Regions from separate parts of the Homo sapiens genome. Here region 2 is linked to region 1. A link is a contact called in ENCODE Hi-C or POLR2A ChIA-PET data. All regions are on one chromosome and are shown on one strand. Each heading gives the region's core, a stretch centred on a gene start or an enhancer-like site at or near the end of the contact. The rest is flanking DNA. Distances are from core to core; before and after follow the strand shown.

Region 1 (2,700 bases), core at 195-2,694:
TTCTTTATGTAGCACTTTATACTTTTTCAAAAATATTTTCCTATCCCTTCTCTCAGTTCATACAACAGAGGAATTTCAGAATTACACATGGAGCTTATAGATAAGTCCATCTCAAACGCTAGCATTTCTCTATGAGCTGTCACATGATATGACCAAGATCCCACCGCTCTTTAACAGTAGAATCGAGACCAGAAGCCAAGTCTGACACATCACCATATACACAACAGGCACTACCATCTTCGTATCACACAGTAAGACACTAAAGCCCAGGGAGGTCATAGCACATATAGAATCACACACAAGGCAGAGGAACAGCCAAATTGAAAACCTAGCTACCAATTAACTCCAAGTCCAAAGTTCCTCAAGTAGAAGCAATCTTCTAGATAGTTTTCGCTTTATATTTTACCAGTGACACTGTAGCATACCTTTACCTCACCTCCTTTTTATATAAATTAGCATCTTATTTATCTTTACCCTAAATGCCTGCAGTCCAGGTTCTGAGGCTTTTTTGATAGTTAACAGAGCTGTTAAAAGATTTTGAGTAGAGGAGGTATAAACAGATTTGTACTTTAGATATGTTAGTCTTGTGAAATGTGGAAGGTGGGCACAAGGCAAGAGGTGAGGCAACCAGTTTGAAGGCTTCTGCACACGTCCACTCAAAAGAGAAAGTTTAAAACAGAGCAGTGGCAGAAGGAAAGGGAGAGGAGAGGACATTGGAGACACACTAACGGTAAAATTTTTAAGACTTAACTGGATTGGGAAGGGGTGGAGAATAAAGGGATCAGGAGATAAGAAAAAAGAGTCAAGGATGATCCCAAGTTTCTTGCTTGGATAGTTAATGTACCACCTACTAAAATAGGGAATAAAAGAGAAACAGGTTTGGAGAGAGACGAGTTCACTTGTAGATAGGTTAAGATTGGGGTAACCCAACTCATTCGGGTGGAATGTCCATCAAAGAGTCAGATATATGAATTTAGAGTTTAAAAAGAAGTCAGAACAAGAGATTGAAACCATTAACACATATGTGGTAAACATATATGCAATATAGTTATTTCTCTTAAAGTTATTTTTGAAAAAATTTTTATATGTCTAAAACAAACATATTACTTACTCTAACCAAAGCCTTACATATCATATACCTTGAAAACAAAAATCTTTCTTTACTGAATCTGGGTATACCTACCAGTGCGTAACCCTCTTCATCTGATTCAGGCTGAGACAAATCAGATTCACTCCTCGATTTGATCAGTCTATAATTTGGGCTTGTGTGGACTAGCCGGCTCTCTGCAGTAAGACTTTCACTCCTGTCTCACATGTACAAAAAAAAAAGTTTTTTGATTTAGGACTGTTAGTGAACATAAAATTGAATGGAATTGGAGCACAGAGATAATATACACACACAGGGAGGAGTAATGTCAGTTGACAGGAAATCCTGACTCTTGTCTGAGCACAAAGACCTTCTCAAAATAATTTGCATGTCACTAAACTACAGAGCAATGCAAGTAACTTCACATGCTTTTTCACTGCTGTTGTTTATATATACGAAAAATTGTGCCTCCTCATTTAATCAGAAATTTATAGCCCATGCTGAATCAGTATCAGTATTTACTTTACTTTAAGTTCATCCTAGTCAATTTGCATTTCTTCTTTCATGTCTATGTTAACATCAGAACACTGTAACTTTGGAAACAAACCATTTCAGTGCATAAAGTAATAAAGGGAAGTGAGTAGGTCATGTTTTCAGTGTCTAGTCAGTCCCACCTGGTCATAAGTCCACCCCCTTCAGAGGCACTTGTTGAAGGTTGCTGCAACTGTCCTTCTTCTCTTCGCTTCTGAAGCTCATCTATCACAGGACTTACTCCTAATATTAACAGGGCACACCGATGGATCACGGAGTTGCATGCAGCAGTGTACACATCCTGACCCTCAGGAAGGTCTGTGCTGACCCTTCGCTCTTGCTGAGACTGAGGAGGTGGATCATCAGCTCGAGCCCCAGACCCTGCCCCACTGTTCATTCTATCTCGGTCTCGGCTACGAGCTACTTCACGGGCTGAGAGGAAACACTGAAAGATTTCTGTAACATGCAACACAAAAACAAGGTCTTAACACATGGGGAGAGAAGAGCAAAGAAAATAACAATAAAAATAGTCAAAAAGTTTGGACCAAAAACTTACTGAAAGAGGGAAAAATTATTTTTTAGACATTATATACAACATAGTTAACTTAGTTAAAATTACATTTAAAATATACTAAAATACTATATTTTCATAAAAATTACATTAGGAAATACTAATCTGCCTTTACAGAATTTTAATGTAATCACAATTCAAATGTTATTAATGAATTGGATCAGTTATTTTCAACGTACGGTCCCAGACCAGCAGTACCCACATCATCTGGGCACTTGTTAGAAATGCAAATTATCAGGCCCACCCCAGACCTTCTGAATCAGAACCTCTAGGTGGGGGACCCAGCAATCTGTGTTTTAAAGGCCCTTCAGCTGATTTTGAAGCCCATAAAAGCCTGTGAAGCACAAGGTTAGGTAAAAATAACTGCTTATTTCTGAAACGTTCACAAGCTTGGTGTGAAAAATGTGAGGTTTCAAAAGAAAAAAAAAACGGACAAAATTTAAGTTATATTAGTTACAACAAAAAATTCCCTTTCCCCTTCCAAAGTCCATATAATCCCTACCATCTACAC
Region 2 (2,700 bases), core at 174-2,673, 300 kb after region 1:
GGTGCATTGTATTCTGGGAATTTGGCCTCTAGAGAGACTTCAAATGAAAGAACATAGTTTCATAGACAAGAAAAAGCTGGAAACAAGCTAAGCATTCTCCACTAAGGAACAGCTTTGGCAATCAGATGTTCTGGATGCAATAGACAATTATATAAACATTAAAATAGCAAGTATGAACATCATAAGGGACATGTTTATAAAATAATAAGTGAACATGCACAAATGATATGTATGGTTTGATTCAATTTTTGTATTAGAGAACACAGATGCAAAAGTGCATGAGGATAACAAATAGTTGAGTGAAACTTTTCCTTTTAAAATTTCCTGTGTTTTAAAAGTAAGAAAATGAGAAGAAACACCTGCATAGACATCCCTAACCAACAGAGCAGTGCACTGCTGTCATCCAATCAAGGGTGTACTTGAGGGACAGGCCACAGAGCTGCAGCATCACCAAGGGCCTTACAGATGACAGGGGAGGAAAGGGTAGGATCCCCTTTTCAGTCTGCAAACATAAGACCTCTTTGTTTAAAGGAGGCATAGGAAAGTTGGCCAGAATTTATTGTCACAGCTGATCCTTCCCTCAAGGTGTCCTGGACATGAGGCCCTCCTCTATTTTCACCTCCTGTGCATACCTCCATCATGGGATTCAGCCCATTTTACTGAAATTCTCTATATATTATTCTCCCTTAGTAGACTGTAATTGTCCAGCCTTGTACCCCCAGGCACCAACTACAGTGGATACACAGTAGATCTGCAGTGCATGTTTTCTGAATGGACTTGGGCTAGTATCTCTTCATTACCTGCCATCCTCCTGAGCTAGACTTTTACAGACCAACACTTAGTACAGCTTCCTGATCAGTGTTGCTGTCTTCAGCCCTCCACCCACACACCCAATCCACACCCCACATTCCCCAGTATATTGTCCTACAACGCAGACATCATCATGTTCTCTGCTCAAGATTATTTTCTCCTTCCCATCAAGCCTGAGCTCCTTGGCCAGGCCCCAGGGGCCTTTCACCACCTAGCCTCATTCTACTTGCCCAAATGTACTCTGCTTCCCAGCAGACACACCCCAACACACTCATTTCCACCTCTGGGTTTCTGCTAGCCCTATTTGCCTAAACTAGGAGGTCGTCTGCCTACCCAAATGCTACTCCTGTTTTAAGTTCAAGTTCCAGCTCCTCCTGGAAGTCTTCCCTGACCATGCCACCCCCCAGGAATCCTCACCTTGGAATATGTTAGCTCCTAAAGTTCAGTACACTTAATTGTCTCTTTATGCTCATTTCTTTACTGTGTTTGCCTTTCCCCCCGCCCCTAAATTAGGTTAATCTGTTAAGGGCAGGGCAATGTCTTACACTTCATCTGTGTGACCCACCACACCCACTGTAAGAGAGGCACCTTACAGCAGCTCAAGACTTCGAGGTGGTTAGCACTAAAAATCTGAAACACAGTCATGATGAGTAACGACAAAAGCAGTTTCCAGTGGCACAAAGGCTTGTTCTAGGCAGCCAGCACAGTTGGGCTGTGGGTAAGAGGGTTTGTCAAAGGGCCTTAGAATTGTAAACCTATGCCACTGAAACAAACTGAGTTCTCTGTAGCACCTGATGGTATAAACCAGTGTTTCTCAAAGTGTGACCCGAGACCAGTAAGATCAGGATCATCTGGGAACCTGTCAGAAATGCAAATTATCAGGCCCTAAGCTCAGACCCACAGAGTCAGGAACTCTGGGGGTGGGGCCCAGCATCTGTGGTTTGATAAGCCCTCTGAGGATTCTAATGCCCACCAAAGTTTGAGAACCACGAGTTCTCACGCAACAGGAATATCCTGGTATGCCAGAAGGTTCAGTTTCTTCTATCTCTAAAGACGGCCTATAAATATCATTTTTAACTTATGTCTTTCTGTTTACTACTACTCTCAATAACAATAGTAATAATATAACAACAGTATTGACTGCTTAGTGTCCTCTGCCAACTTTCCCAACTACAGTTTTCAGGAGCAAGAAGTTATCAGCATAGGTATAGGCATGGGGATCCGCATTCTTGGCTTTTTCAATGTGATGATGATCCCTACATTTGTCTCTCAGCCTCAAACCAGTTATTTCTCATCACTCCCAAATCCCAGCTGACCACTTCAGGCAAAGTCCCCACCCGCCTGCCTTAATGTCTTGATTTTCAGAGTTGGCACTTTAATTGTTCTGAGCCCCTACTGCAGTTTTGGTCTCTCATTTGTCTACCCATCCCCACTTCGGAAAACAATGGGTCAGTCTGCTACCAGCTTGGGTTTTATCCCATTCATGAAGACAAGCTTCCCATGGACTCATTCTTCAGCACCTGTCCCAGCTCTGCATGTCAGTGGGTGGGGTGGGTTTGTGTGTAGAACAGCAGCCGAGCTTCCTGTAATCTTGTTTATAAACTGTTGATGCATGTCCTGACCGCATCACAAGAGGGTTCACAGGGAAGCCGTCAGTCTTGGGGCAGAATCTGCAGGGCACCAGCAACCCCATGTGGAGGTGGCTGACTCATTCTGTGGTCTCCTGTCTGGGGACATAGCAACAACACAGACCCAGAGCTACTTGGCAGAGGGCCCCACTCATGGTAGGCACCCAATCTGAACCCTCCAGATTAGCATAAAGGCAGGACAATGGAACAGATAAAGCCATATGCAAAGGATCAGGATCAACAGCTCAGGTTGGAGTGGAAA

What was found. Hi-C counts contacts between places; a loop is a spot of excess contacts on that map. ChIA-PET counts read pairs that join two places held with the same protein, here RNA polymerase II (POLR2A). Pooled maps may share reads with other maps.
Region 2: a loop to region 1 is called in a map with no recorded cell type, with 4 times the contacts of the local background. The contact joins two enhancer-like sites. A Hi-C loop is called at or near these places in 1 of 37 single-sample maps with no recorded cell type and 4 of 50 pooled maps. POLR2A ChIA-PET finds 5 or more read pairs at or near these places in 3 of 52 experiments (CD4-positive, alpha-beta memory T cell, WTC11 and activated naive CD4-positive, alpha-beta T cell).

What each region holds. Positions count from the first base shown.
Region 1 is chr15:63,711,592-63,714,291 of GRCh38, forward strand. It overlaps HERC1 (HECT and RLD domain containing E3 ubiquitin protein ligase family member 1), which reads right to left. Exons shown (of 78, transcript NM_003922.4): 23 at 1,762-2,074; 24 at 1,184-1,304. Among named protein-coding and RNA genes, the nearest start is that of USP3-AS1, 110 kb to the left of the region's middle. RefSeq lists an enhancer at 2,661-2,700. Within about 2 kb of position 1,445, at least 3 of the 41 ENCODE cell types and tissues checked have a DNase peak (open chromatin) inside an H3K27ac peak, as active enhancers do.
Region 2 is chr15:64,008,453-64,011,152 of GRCh38, forward strand. All of the region lies in intron 2 of DAPK2 (death associated protein kinase 2), which reads right to left. Among named protein-coding and RNA genes, the nearest start is that of DAPK2, 37 kb to the right of the region's middle. RefSeq lists a silencer at 1,310-1,369 and enhancers at 1,740-1,829, 2,687-2,700. Within about 2 kb of position 1,424, at least 16 of the 41 ENCODE cell types and tissues checked have a DNase peak (open chromatin) inside an H3K27ac peak, as active enhancers do.